Regions from separate parts of the Homo sapiens genome. Here region 1 is linked to region 2. A link is a contact called in ENCODE Hi-C or POLR2A ChIA-PET data. All regions are on one chromosome and are shown on one strand. Each heading gives the region's core, a stretch centred on a gene start or an enhancer-like site at or near the end of the contact. The rest is flanking DNA. Distances are from core to core; before and after follow the strand shown.

Region 1 (7,733 bases), core at 1,482-3,981, 3.0 Mb after region 2:
TTTCAACAACCCCTTCTCAAAAATTGATAGAACTACTAGACAGTACTACTATAGAAAACAAGCAAGGATATAAATAATCTGAACATAAACAACAGGATCTAGTGACATACATATAACATTCCACCCAACAAAGCAGAATACACTTTTTTTTCCCAAGTATCCACAGAACATGACCAAGATAGCTCGTGTCTTGAGCCATAAAACAGGCCTCAACAAATTTAAAAGAACTGATATCACAGAGAGTTTGTTCTCCAATCATAACAGAATAATGGAGTCAAAATAGAACTCAATGCAAAGTCAGAGAGTCCAGGACAGTCCAGATGCTACTGGGTTAGTGACAATAAAAAGAATACCCTCTGGAAACTAGACAGAAAGTTCCAAAACTACTCTCAATGTAGCTGAAACATTTTATATCTGCATTAAAATTCTTTTCCATAATGTACTTTTATATTTCAGTAACAGCAAATGAAAAATGTTATAGACATAAAATGGATTTCAAAACACATCTGTAGTAAGCTGACTTACAAACCAACTTTTAAAATACCACATATTAAATTGAGGCTGTAAACTTATAATTTATAATGAAATGAAAACTTTACCTTCCAATGGAATGTCTAAAAGATTGGCATGCTTTGTTTTCACATGAGTTTCCATATCTTCACTGTGCTCCTCTATTTTTCCACAGAATGGACATTCAGGAGGACTGTATGTTGTTTCATAAACAGATCCTTTTATTTCGGTCAGGCTGGACTGTTTTTCCCTACTTTTCAGGAATTTTCTAGATTCAGTTAAGTTCTCTGAATAGAAGCCTTCATGTTTTAAAGTACTATCTTTAGTCAGGTTTTGAGCTGAATTTTTTGGATGATTAGATGCACAACCTGAAAGAATACTTGAATTAACTTCCATTCCACACTGTAGGGTGTTGTCTTTCTTGTTATCTGAAGTTCCATATTGTACTGTATTTATCCTCTCAAAGTTTCTTTCAAGTGTATTCTGCTCAAAATGAGCTGTTTCGATATGAAAACACATTTCATCATAATTCACACCTGACAACTTGCAAAATGGACATATAATTTCACTTTCCATGTGAACAATTAGGTGAGCTTTCATGTCTGGTTCTGAGGTTACTGTTTCACCACAAATATTACAGGAAAGCATGGTATTGACAAGTAGCTAGAAAAGAACATAACATTAGGTTTCAAAGATTTGAAGAAAAAATGTGTTTCATAAAATGATTTGAGACAATTACTTGGTCTTTAACGCTGGATTATTTTGATGAAGAAGTTTTCAATGTACTTACTGTTCCTCAAATACAAAAACTTATTTATAAATATCAACCAAAATTTCATTTATTTTTTTTTAAAAAAAGGCAATAATAATGAATACAAGTAATTTTAAAAATAAAATATTTCAAAAAATGTCTCTGGCCCAAGGTGGAGAAAAAATAACGTTTAAAAAATTGTCCAGGTAAGATAAATCAGGTAAGAAAAAAATGAAGAGAAGAAACCTATTTATCAACTGATATATCTAAATACTGAATACTGAAGCTGATTATATTGAGGAGGTAAATAAACACATCTTACAAGTAGAGTTTAACACTGTAAACTTAGAGTCTTACATGTATCAAGTGCTATTTAAGTGCTATTATTGTAATTTAAGTACTATTATTATCGCTCTACACATAAAGAAATTCTGGCTCAGACAGGTCACCACAAGCAGAAAAAGGTGGAAGCCAAAATGCCAACCCCGTCGTGCTCCACAGCCTGTACTCTCAGCCCCAAGAATAAAAGCAGAAGTGGTATAGTAGAAAAAAGCACTTATTCCAGAGTCAAGAGAACTGGGTAATAATTTCAGATTCATCATTTTGGGTAAGGAATCTCATCTCTCTGAGGTTCAGTCAAAGACTACTGTAAAATCCAAAGGTAGTTATTTTTGGATTTTATGGACAAATAAAGTACTGACTACTGACATAAAAGTGTTAAAAAAATAATTTTAAAAAAAGCAATCACTTCGCCACCACCTTCCTACTACAGGTCATCGTTCAGCTAAAGACTATTTAAAATCAAACAGGAAAAGTAATGACACTATCACTTCATTTAAATAAATTTACCTTTAAAATACCTCCCTACATTGTCCTTATTTTTTTCATTTCTCTCCAGACAAATGGATACAGTCTCTGATTTTAGAAGGCAGTTCTCCCGAGCCCCCAGTGGGATTAATGTCACACCCGGAGTTTCTTCTCTTCCGGTGGCTGGGACACGGTCAGACACAGAATGATGAACTTGGACATGGACTCAGATTAAGCGGGTAAGAGACAAGAGAGTACCCAGGTGCCTCAGAGGAAGCGAGTGAGAGGCATGAAGGACCCAGTGCCAAGCTAGGTACGTGGTGGGTGAGGTCAGAAGACCGCAAGGCCGAGTCTCCCAAACGTTCCGCGCCAAAGGCACAAGCCAGGCACACGAAACTAGCAGGCACTAACTGGGTCAAAGCTTTGGGCCTGGGGAATAAGGGAGGGGACCATCAATTCTTACCGGCCCAGAGGCCAGCAGCTGCCACACTGAGCTCCGCTAGGCTTCCCCTTTGGGCCTCGCTGGCAGACGAGTGCGTGCGCGGCGTCCAGTACCTCTCCTGGCCTGATGACTGAGGCCAGGCCTTCCCAATACGCAGAGTTTCACAGTTAACCGAGGAAAGAATTAGGAACTTCCAACACCTTGGCCCTCAGTACCTCATTCAAAAGCACTTCCTTACTCCCACGGAAAAGAAGTAATCCCAGAATGCGCCGCTCCACGCCGGTCTCTATGCAGTGCATTCTGGGAGATGTAGTCTTTTTTTTTTTTTTTTTTTTTTGAGACGGAGTCTCGCTCTGCTGCCCAGGCTGGAGGGCAGTGCGCGATCTCGGCTCACTGCAAGCTCCGCCTCCCGGGTTCACGCCATTCTCCTGCCTCAGCCTCCCGAGTAGCTGGGACTACAGGCGCCCGCCACCATGCCTGGCTAATTTTTTGTATTTTTAGTAGAGACGGGGTTTCACCGTGTTAGCCAGGATGGTCTCGATCTCCTGAGAGATGTAGTCATTTTTGCATTCCTCCCATTTCCGAGTTTTTCCTTCTCCCATCGAGTTTCCTGCCACTCAATTGCTAGGAGAGAAAACCGGGCTCTGAGGTCATTCATACTTAATCTGAATGAGTTCACAGGGCAGGTCCTGGGGCAAATAGCAGTCTACACTAGGGCCTGCTGAGTAGCACTCTATTTTAGTATCAATAAAGGGTTTATAATGCTGCTAGGTATCAAGCTCCCAGCTATGCACCGAAGGTAAAGGATACCAGGTTCTTTCCTCAAGGTTACAAGATAACAAATATCTTGGTTTGTATGTATGTATGTATGTATATATATATATTTTTTGAGACGGAGTCTTGCTCTGTCGCCCAGGCTGGAGTGCAGTGGTGCCATCTCTGCTCACTGCAAGCTCCGCCTCCCGGGTTCACGCCATTCTCCTGCCTCAGCCTCCCAAGTAGCTGGGACTACAGGCGCCCGCCACCACGTCTGACTAATTTTTTGTATTTTTAGTAGAGATGGGGTTTCACCGTGTTATCCCGGATGGTCTCGATCTCCTGACCTCGTGATCCGCCCCCCTCGGCCTCCCAAAGTGCTGGGATTACAAGCGTGAGCCACCGTGCCCGGCCGTATGTATGTATTTTTAGAGAGGAGGACTCTTTCTGTCACCCAGGCCAGAGCACAGTGGCTAAAATAGCTCACCGCAGCCTCGAACTCCTGGCCTCAAATGATCCTCCCATCTCGGCCTCCCAAAGTGTGAGCCACCATGTTAGCCCAAAATCACAAATATCTTGTCATTCAGGCTTTATTTCATTCAACAAATATTTAAAGAGTGTCTATTAGAAAGGCGTTTTGCTTGCAACAGGAGCTGCAGCAGTAATCAAAATACACAAAATTCAGGATTTTTGAGGCTTACATGCTGGTGAGGTAGAGGAAATAAAAAGTAAATTAACTGATCATGATAAGTGCTATGAAGAAAATAAAACTGGATTGGCCAGGCTCAGTGGCTCACATATGTAATCCCAGCACTTTGGGAGGCCGAGGCGGGCAGATCATTTGAGGTCAGGAGTTCAAGACCAGCCTGGCCAACATGGTGAAAGCCCGTCTCTACTAGAAATACAAAAATTAGCTGGGCGTGGTGGCAGGTGCCTGTAATCCCAGCTACTCGGGAGGCTGAGGCAGGAGAATTGCTTGAACCCGGGAGGCGTAGGTTGCAGCGAGCTGAGATCGTGCCACTACACTCCAGCCTGAGTGACAGAGCAATAGATTTTTGAGACTGAGTCTCAAAAAAAAAAAAAAAAAAAGAAAGAAAGAAAGAAAAGAAAACTGGATTATAGAGATACGAATGTTTAGAAAAGGTCTTGATGAAGGGTTGAGTGTGCTGATGAACAAACCTTACACCAACAGGGGAAATAGCATTTCAGACAGATAAAATAACAAGAACGAAGGCCTAAGGCTGGAGCAAAAAGAACACTTTTTGACCAGAGCATAATGTGGTAAGGAGAAAAATGATTACAAGATGAGGTTAGGGTTGTAGACAGGGGCCAAATCATGTAGGACCTGGTAGAAAACTAGTGAGGTATTTAAATAGGAGGGTGATGTTATCTGATGATAAATAGTATGTTTTTAAAAATTGGCTAGGCGCGGTGGCTCACGCCTGTAATCCCAACACTTTGGGAGGCAGAGGCGGGCAGATCGCATGAGCCCAGGAATTCCAGACCAGCCTGGGCAACATGGAGAAACCCGTCTCAACCAAAAAAATACAAAAATTAGCTGGGCGTGGTGATGTGGCCTGTAATTCTAGCTACTCGGGAGACTGAGGTGGGAGGATCACCTGAGCCCCAGGAGGTTGAGGCTGCAGTGAGCCATAATGGCACCATTGCACTCCAATCTGGGCGACAGAATGAGAACCTGTCTCAAAAAAAAAAATCGTTCTGGAAATTTGTGGACAAACATGGAAGATTAAACATGTAAATTTATATTTCTCTGCCTCTCAAAATCTATTAAAATGATAGCAGGAAAATAAAAATAATACTACTAACAGCTAATGAGATTTTACAAAACTTTGAAAGCTAAAAAAAGATGAATGATTAATAACGAACTTAACTCAGAACCGATGTCAACAAAAACCAAGTCAAGTCATACTGTCTTGACTTGTATGGGTTTCTGCTTGCCCAGCACAGCAGCTGGGGTCTGCTTGCCCAGCACAGCACAGCCAAACACTGACACTGGGATAGCAGCAAGAGAAAGTTGAGGCATTTATTGTAGGGCACCAAGGAAGGAGAATTGAGTAGCTCATGCTTAAGACCTGAACTCCCACATTGCTTACAGGTAAGAGTTTTTAAAGGTGAGGAGGCAGAGGTTACAGGCGACGTCATAAATCAATACACGGAAGCTATACGTTGGTTTGATTTTAAAAGGCTGGACATCTTGAAGTGGTTCGGGGCACAGGTTACAGGTGGATTCAAAGATTTTCTGACGTTTGATTTGCTAAGGAGGCAAAGCTTTGTCTAAAAATTTGGGATCAGCAGAAAAGAATATTAGCTCTCGCTCAGGGGTGTGATCTCCTCCAGGCCCCTCAGGAAGAAATTCAGAACAAAGAACAGCGATCAGGATTTAGTCTTCAGTTTCCCATTATCAGGGGTCAAATCATGTTGGACAGTAGATCTGTTTGGTGGGGGATCTGGGTTTCTGGAAAACAACCCAGGGACATATGTTAAAATGTTATCTTAAGTTTCTATAGGGAATAAAACATCTCCTGACTTTTTTGGGCCAATGTTTTAAGCTACTATTACCTTTTTGTTTATCAAATTGCTCATTTATTTCTCAGCGCTAGCTAGGTTCCTGGAATTTTCCTTGAAGGAACTCAATATTTTCCTTTATTTCCATGCTTGGGGGTTGCCCACGGGCCCCTAAGTAGGGTCCCTACTCCATCTTAATACACTCCTCCTTCCCAGAAATCTGAAAATTCCAGAAATTAAACACAAGATACTTCTAAAAATGATGGTGACATTTGGAACTAAATAAAGGATCATTTTACTGAAAGTCTGAATAAGGAACAGTTAGAACTCCAACTCTAGATTTTCTCCATCACCAGTGTGATGGTTAATTTCTCCTGAAACATTATTTCTTATTATTTCCCAGGAAGCTCCCGCCAAATGAGGGAAGAAGCAAAGAAAGTGGAAGGTATGGGGCCAGGCATGGTGGCTCACACCTGTAATCCTACACTTTGGGAAGCCGAGGCAGACAGATTGCTTGAGCTCAGGAGTTTGAGACCAGCCTGGGCAATATGGTGAAACCCCGTCACTACCAACTTGACTGAATTGAGGGATGCCTAGATGGCTGGTGAAGCATTGTTTCTAGCTGTATCTGTGAGGGTGTTTCCAGAGGAGATTGACCTGTGAGTCAGTGGACTGAGAGAGGAAGACCTACCCTCAGTGTGGCAAGCACCATACAGTCAGCTGAGGGCTAGGCTGGGGCAAACAGGAAAGAGAGGGAATTCTCTCTCTTTGCTCTCTCCCTTCTGGAACAAGACACCTTTTTCCTTCCTGCTTTTGGACATCAGATTGCACCATATTCATCTTTTAGACACTGGGATTCGCACGAGTGGCTTCCCAGGAACTCTTGGGCTTTTAGCCTCAGAGTGGGGGCCAAACCCTCTGCTTCCCTGGTTCTGAGGCTGCTGGGACTGAGCCACATTACCAGTTTCTCTGGTGCTCTAGCTTGCAAGATGGCCTATTGTGGGACTTCCACCTCTGTGATCATGTGTCAATTCCCTAATAAATTGCCTCTCGTATATAGTATTGGTTATGTCTCTCTGAAGAACTCTAATACAGCTAGGTTGCCATGAGACTCCTCTTTCCCTTCCAGATAGAAGACTACAGATTTAGTTCATGAAGAAAACGAACCAAAAAAACCAGCTATGAACCCTATCCTGGGGGTTCAAAGGCTTGACCCTATCCTTAGGGTAAAGGCACTGGACTGAAAATGGGAAATAGGGAAGGCTAAATACTAAATTATGAACCTCTTGCTCCTTTTCCCCCATCACATCTTGATATGTGATTTCTGCCTCCAAGGCAGGAGGTTGGAAAATTCCTCCCCAGAGAAATCAATTGTCCCAAGAGAAAGACCTAACAGATGTCAACTTTTAGGAAGTTATCCAATGATACAGCCAGGTCCCTATTTTACCACTCTGTGGGAAGGCTGCCAATTGGTGAATAAACAAGCCCCACTGACGCACAGTGTATAGAAGGTTTCTTTAATGTCTTATTCTTAAATATGAATAGATACTCAAGGGTTCCAGGCATTTGAGTACAGCCTATGGCAAGTAAGATGGAGAGCTAAACAATAATCATAGTTTAAAAAGTAAGCTCTGAAGAAAAAAAGAAAGAGAAAAAAATTTCAATGGAAACCACAATTAATATCCTCAGATAGATAAGAAAATGTATTGAATCTCTAAATCCAAAATAGGAAATAGCTGTTGGGATTAAAAATATTTCATACTTTAAAATACACATATTAATAGAGGCCTGGAAGATAAAGCCCAAGAAATTTCTCAGAAAACAGAACAAAAAGAACAAGGGATAGAAAAACAGGAAAGGAAAATAATCAAATGAGAAATTGGATTCTACATCCAACTAATAAGAGATACAGAGAGGAATAACAACAAAAACAATGGAAAA
Region 2 (7,433 bases), core at 942-3,441:
GGTGGGCTTATTGCAGTAAACGTGAAGCAATAGCTAGTTTCATTTTGATAGCACAAATTTTAGACCCTACCCTAATGAAACTATAATACATGAATAAAAAATGAAAGTTAATATATGAAAATGAAACCAATCATTACAATAAAAGGATGGGATTGAGGCTATATTTTCTAATTATGAAAAATCTCTTTTATGATATTTAATGTGATTTAAAGGATTTTCAAAACACTTAGTACAAATCTCTATGTAAATATTAATGTTTAAAAAATATTGCAGCCTAGGCAACATAGCAAGGCTCTGTCTCAAAAAAAATATTGCAGACTATTCACTTATGTTACAACATATACTCAAGTGGGAAATTCCCTGGTGACAAAATATCTAGAAAGTATGCCAATAAACACACACACACACACACACACACTTCAATTAAAGGAATGAGCCCATTTAATGAAATGGACTATCTCTTATCATGATATGTAAATAGCATTTCAGTTATAGAAAAAATACTACAAAAATCACTAGAGCAATTTTTTTCATTGCAAGACCTGAACATAAGGTGTATATTTTTGTAACTGTGTTTTTTAGAAAAGAAGAAGTAAAAGAAGAACCACCTGCACCTAGGTGGCAATTCCCCATCACAGGGGGAGGGAGCCAGTCTTGGCCACTGGGCACAGAAGAGACTGCTTAGGAAATCCCTGTGAGCTCTAAAGGAAGTAAGAAAACACAGAAATGCAAAGCTCCAATACTCCCCCACGTATCACAGACTCCTCTAAATTTCCCACTGGGTGTTTCAAGAGTTGGTCCTGGTGAGGTGGGAGGGGGAGACCAAAGGGAAGAGAAAAAAAAAAACAAAGGCCATTTGTGGGGAAGCTGAAAGGACATGGAGGTACAGAGGCAGAAATGGTGGCAGTGACGACATATGGGGCAAATATGCCCAGACCCTCAGCCTCCCCACTGCACCCACACTGTCCACAGGACAATCGGGGCAGGACCTTCATCTGTGTCCTCCGGTTGAGGGGTTGCCTACATAATCTGAAAGAGAAGCGTGAAACTCCAGAAGGGGAAAAAAATGCCTCTTTTGAAGGGGACTTCCCTTGCCAGTGAGGTTTCAGATCATGTTCTGTAACAGCCTACTGGCCTGTGACAGGGCCTCCAGGAAATGAGACAACTCAGATGCAGAGTACTAAGGGAAAAATTTCAGTAGTGGCTTGAGAAAACTAACTGTTGAGTCTGACAAAGCAAAGTTCTAAGATAGTGCGAAGTATAACTAGGGCTGCTTTGAAAAGGAAACCCAGAGAGCAAGGACAGGTGTCGCTTAGTTTTAAAAAATAATTAGAGCTTCTGTTTATTGAAAGCCTACCATGTGTCAGGAGCCTTGCATGCCTTATCTCTTACTCTTACATCAGATGATATGAAATTGACATTATTATCCCCATTCTCATCTGTAAAGTGAGAAAACATACTCAGATAAATTAAGTAAATTAGCCAACATCATCCAGTTCCAGGGCCACGATTCAAGCCAAGGTCCATCCGATACCAATTACTATGCTTCTGCCTTGGCCCTTCTGTCATTAATTCATGTGGTTCACTGTGAAAGTCATGGACTTCTTTAAACCTAGATTTCCCCTTATGACATGGTACAAGTAAGCCTAAAGTTAGATAAAATCATAGCCTATGATGAGCTAATTTAAGCTTCAATCTGTCTCTGTCACTAGCCAGTTCTGTGGAAATGGACAACTCAAGTAACTTCTCCAGGTCTCAGTGTTCCCATCTAAAAAGTGGGGTTGTAGTGGGCCTCTACAGCTCTTGACTTCTATGAGGCACACCGAGTCCTCACATGCCAACATAAAAAAGGAAATTTCAAAATTGTCTTTGTTTTTTAACAAAGTATATGAGGGGATTATTCCAGTTCTCTATGAATAATATATATATTTAAAGAGCCTATGTTTAAAAAATTAAAATGCTTTAAAACATTTTCTAGATGGCCTTACAAATGGAAAAAAAAAGTATTCCTAGCCAACCCTCTGTCAGCAGAAAGGCCACACAGAAAAAAGCAAATCACAATTCTTTACCCCTCTCAGCATAAATCATTACTCACCGTGGGAAAATGATTACTTGCCAGGAAGTAGAACCTATGAATCATTATACTGTTGTCCTCGACCTCTGATAGAGCAAGAATTAGGGGAAAGACTGAAAAGCTGGGGAGTGAACTCTGATTTGACAATAGTTCCACTCATGGCATCGTAAGGCAATGAAAACAGAAAGCTGATCGAGCCGTAGGGCTGTCAAGTCCCGGTGCTGCTGCAGTGCACGTCTGAACCCAGAGCAGAATGACATGGGCCCCTGACTTTCTGAGTCACTCCTTGGGTCTGAGTCTTCACAGCCCCAGAGTCATTTATCAGCAAATAGAAACAATGCCATCCCTGGGCTTGTCCCGACAGTCAACCTACTTGTTAATGCCTGTGTAAGAGATACCCAGCTTGGAAATAGGAGCAAAAGTCACAAGGAAGGGATTAAGTTGCCTAACATCAGCATTCATTTCCTAAAATAAAAACACATGAAAGATAGACACCACAAATATGTGTTCCCTTGTGGTATCAGCAAATATTGTGCTATAATTTCTCTACTGTTGCTAATAAGCTATGGCACACAACTGTAAATTCTTTTTTTTTTTTTTTTTTTTTGATACAGGATCTTGCTCTGCCATGCAGGCTAGAGTGCAGTGGCACAATAATGGCTCACTGAAGCCTCGACCTTTCAGGCTCAAGCAATCCTCCCACCTTGGCCTCCCAAATAGGTAGGATAGGGCAGGTGTGGTGGCTCATGCCTGTAATCCCAGCACTTTGGGAGTCTGAGGTGGGAGGATTGCTTGAAGCCAGGAGTTCAAGACCAAATAGCTAGCACTACAGGCATGAGCCGCCATGCCCAGCTAATTTTTGAGTCAGGGTCTCACTATGTTACTCAGGCTGGTCTCAAACTCCTGGGCTCAAGCGATCCTCCCACCTCTGCCTCCCAAAGTGTTGGGATTACAAGCATGGGAGCCACCTGTAGGTGGGTGAGGAGCAGTGATCCTCCCACCTCTGCCTCCCAAAGTGCTAGGATTACAGACATGGGAGCTACCACACCCAGCTTGCAAATACTTTTTATATTATGTTTTTCTACATGGCCTTTGATGTCTTTAGAAAATGTTTGTTTTAAGCAAGGATCTTTTTGTGACTAAAAGCACAGAAAAATACAACATAGTTAGTATGTTACACACCAAATATACAAAATCCTAGAAACTTATAGAAGGAGATAGGAAAATTGATCTTATAACTAATCTGAATATTGTTCTCTACTTTCCTTAATGTTTTTAAAGGTAGTGAAAGTAAAACTATATTGTTCTGATGATGTAGAAGGGAGAATGTTTAAAATTCCTCCCAGTTTCAGGAGGAGATATTAGAACCTGTCTTTATTATACTGCATTGATTAGAGGGAAGAGGGTATTACAGCCAAAGTGTTACCTAACCATTAGACTTTCACTGTATTTGATCCCACCTTCTTACTAGTTTAAATAAAATTTAAGCATGTACTACCATATATCTATGTTTTTATTTATGAATGACATAATCATTATTAATTTATTGTGAATAATATAAATCATTCATAAAAATTCATCTTTTTAAAGATTATATTTATTAATAATGATACATTTATATATTTTTATTATTCTCTTTTTCTGTACCTCAATAGATCATGTGCACCCCACTTTGGGACCACTGACCTTTTAGCTTGCTTGTCATGATAGAAGTCATCTACTAAAGGAACTCTGGAATGTTTGAGTCTCTAAATAATCTTGTTATAATCCAAAATAGCCTGTTAATTTCAAGATTGATCTTCAGGCGACTAAACTAAGCACTCATAAGAAATCACAAGGTAAAAGAGTTCAGGTCACTGTTTGGTTAGCTTACAAAGAGTTACTTCTATTTCCCTAAATGTTTTTGAATCACTGCCCTTTGGCTCTGAAGGGACAACTAAATATCATCTCATCAGTAATGCCATTTTCCCTCAAGTGTCTTTAACACAGAGCTGTTTCTCTAGAAGAGAACAAGGTTATATAAATGGGAGAGAACATGTCTCCCTCCAAGATAGTTATGCAACATGGGGAAGATTCCACAGAAGAGAGACAAGGCTGAACAGAGATGATGGTTCTTTTACTTGGACATGGTGATAACTTGAGTTTCTAGATAAACTTGAGTACTATTACTCAGTACTGGTACTGTTGGAAGAACACATAAAACGTCTGGCACAATCAGTGAAAGAAATATGGGCCTGGGTCCGGGTGTTAAATGGGTACAGGAAAGCACTAAACCTCTCACACTCACTCTACACCTACATGCCCCAAATCACAAAATTCCCCTACTTGAAGAGCGTACACTCCCCACTCAATTCACTTCCCATTTAAAAGTGTATTTGTTTGCTTTTCTAAAGATTCCTAGTGGGTTGGGGAAACTCACTAAACCACTATTAACACTTAGTGTGACCTTCAGGAAGAGGCCTCATGGACTAATAAATGTGCTAAGAGGATCTGAAATGTTGGTGATGGGGGTGTGGCAGAGAAGGAAGGATGAAAGGGAGAAACCCGTTTAGAAAGCCTATTGATTTCTAAGGGGGTAATGCTGGGGTGGGGGAAAGTAGTGAATAAATTATCTGACAGGCAAGCAACATCATTCACACTTTTGTTTAGAAATCATTCTAATGACAGCCACCCTAAATTTTGGTTCTATGTTGGGTTAGTTCCACAATCACTGAAATGAGGAAGTGAGCTCAACAATTTTGTAAACCTCAGAGTTGACAAGAAGTTATGAAAATTCCCAGTGGGGTTACATTAGACTCTAGCACTTACTTAAACAAGGAAAAGCAGGGAGATTCCATTGATGAATCATATCTAAGGGACAAGGGAGGCTGTAGGGTTTTCTCAGACAAAATGGGTCTTTACAAAATTGGAGAGAACCAAATGGAGTTAACAAGTTTGGAAGATACAGGTGTATTTCCCATAGAACATGAGAATGAACACTAAATGAGAAATTCTTGGAAACAAAGACTGATGCAAGAAGAATGCCTGGTTGGAAGTGAAAAAAGCAAGAGCAAAGATGCTGGTTCTGAGGCCAGAGGCAATGTTGGGGAAGGATCTTGGGACTGAGTCAGCTGGGACCAAGGAAGAGCCAACCATACCTGGATGGATTTAAGGAATGCTAAGACAGGTCCAAAGTTGGAGAGAAGAGGTAACCAGAGAGCCTGAGGACAGGGCCAGACACTGTAATACCAAATTCCTTACAGAATCAGCAGGGTAGCACAATGTCTCCAGGGCAGGAGAGATGACCTTGCCAGAGGTATTTTGATGGTAGAGGCTGAAGGAGACAGAGATTAAGTGTACCGAGAAGAAGTACATTTATGGGAGACTAACATAGATGAAAATTTCTTGTAAAGTTTTTTCCTGTTGAACACATCTGCTATAAAGGCTTTGGCATCAAATTTTGTATGATACAAAAATCATAACAGCACTGAAGTGACTAATAAATGTGTAATGTCAAACCTAATGTGAGCATAAAAAACTTTGAACACCTTAGATGGTAATTTGGAAGGTTCTAATTGCACCTTGACAACAAAACATAAACATTAGAGTCTACATGATGTCAAAACATCTGAATGGAAAAAGAAAAATAAGCATCTTTTTCTGCAAAGCCCAAACATTTGTATATTTTGGAAGACTAAATATATATTTGATAAAACCACAGTATATAAAGTCAAGGCATTTTATGATCTTCCTGGATGTAATTATTTTCCATGACTTTGTGTAATCATGGTAAAATAGTGATAGTTCAATAACTGATAACTAACTATAATAATAATTAACATGTAACAGTGACTGAGTTTCCAAATAACTGTATGATGTATGTATTTTTAGTGCCTGTATTTTGTACATGAGTCTTTTACAAATAAAGTGATTTGCTCAGTCACACAAAGGCAGAGGCAGGACTCAGAACTATACTTACCTGTTTCCAGAATCCTAGCTCATCCTACAACTGGCCATTTACATAGTTTTAATTGGTTTTAAAAAGTTTTTTTTTTACATTAGAAATCATTTCTGTAATAACATTTTATCTTATTGCATCCTGTTTTATTACAGTGAAAGGACCTGCTTACTTATTATCTCCCCAGCTACACTGGAATTCTTCCACAGCTTACATGAGGTCATCAGCCTCTGGCCATGTCTGGAAAACAGCAGGAGCTCAACTAATGTTTATTAAACTAAACTAGATCTAAAATGGATACAAAATTAACAGTTCTGGCTGAGCACAGTGGCACACACCTATAATCCCAGCACTTAGGGAGGCCAATGTGAGAAGATCACTTGAAGCCAGGAATTTGACACCAGCCTGGGCAACACGGAAAGATAACAAGACTCTGTCTCTACAAAAAAGTTTAAAAATTAGCCAGGTGTGATGGTGCATACCAGTCATCCCAGCTACATGGGAGGCTGAGGTGGAAGGATAGCTTGAATCCAGGAGTTAAAGGTTGCAGTGAGCTATGATCACCCAACTACACTGCAGCCTGGGCAACACAGAGAGACCCTGTCTCAAAAACTAAATAAATAAAAATAGAAGAGTTTTGCTAGAGTTCAGAAAGCATGTCAGATCATTTGCATCTTAATTAATGGTACATTCGCTTCTAGACTTAAGCAAACAAGTTTCATCTACAACTTTGATTTCATTGGTTCTTTCAATATTAACATAACTTCAATGCAGTTTTATTGCTCTACATGTGTGTAGTTCAGCTTGTTTATTATGACTTTCCTTTTTGTTTTCCCTCAAGTTGATTACCTGCCAGCTTTTCTACACTTCTTTCTCACTCCCCACCTTGTCACTGCCTCTAGACAAACCTATTTAGTCATTTGTTAGATTAAAGATAAAAAAGACACAGGAAGAAAAAACAAACATGAACCTTGGGCATAGACTTTTTTTCTTGTCTTTCTTTCTTTCTTTCTTTCTTTCTTTCTTTCTTTCTTTCTTTCTTTCTTTCTTTCTTCCTTCCTTTCTTTCTTTCTCTCTTTCTCACTTTTGCTTTTTTCTTTCTTTTTTTTGATGGGTTCTTTTTTTTTTTTTTTTTTTTTTTTTTGACACAGAGTCTCGCTCTTGCTGCCCAGGCTGGAGTGCAGTGGCACAATCTCGGCTCACTACAACCTCTGCCTCCCAGGTTCCAGCAATTCACCTACCTCAGCCTCCCAAGTAGCTAGGATTACAGGTGCCTGCCACCACACCCAGTCAATTTTTGTATTTTTAGTAGAGACGGGGTTTCACTGTATTGGCCAGGCTGGTCTCAAACTCCTGACCTCAACTGATCCGCCCACCTTGGCCTCCCAAAGTGCCAGGATTACAAGCGTGAGCCACCACACC

What was found. Hi-C counts contacts between places; a loop is a spot of excess contacts on that map. ChIA-PET counts read pairs that join two places held with the same protein, here RNA polymerase II (POLR2A). Pooled maps may share reads with other maps.
Region 1: a loop to region 2 is called in a pooled map, with 5 times the contacts of the local background. The contact joins the promoter of ZUP1 here to the enhancer-like site in region 2. A Hi-C loop is called at or near these places in 2 of 37 single-sample maps with no recorded cell type and 2 of 50 pooled maps. POLR2A ChIA-PET finds 5 or more read pairs at or near these places in 1 of 52 experiments (activated B cell).

What each region holds. Positions count from the first base shown.
Region 1 is chr6:116,666,035-116,673,767 of GRCh38, forward strand. ZUP1 (zinc finger containing ubiquitin peptidase 1) reads right to left here and starts at 2,732. Exons shown (of 10, transcript NM_145062.3): 1 at 2,532-2,732; 2 at 600-1,173. The coding sequence starts at 1,158. RefSeq lists a silencer at 1,656-1,805 and an enhancer at 2,567-2,756.
Region 2 is chr6:113,630,205-113,637,637 of GRCh38, forward strand. All of the region lies in intron 1 of LINC02541 (long intergenic non-protein coding RNA 2541), which reads right to left. Among named protein-coding and RNA genes, the nearest start is that of LINC02541, 16 kb to the right of the region's middle. RefSeq lists enhancers at 772-1,071, 1,092-1,231, 2,102-2,151, 4,717-4,766. Within about 2 kb of position 2,192, at least 26 of the 41 ENCODE cell types and tissues checked have a DNase peak (open chromatin) inside an H3K27ac peak, as active enhancers do.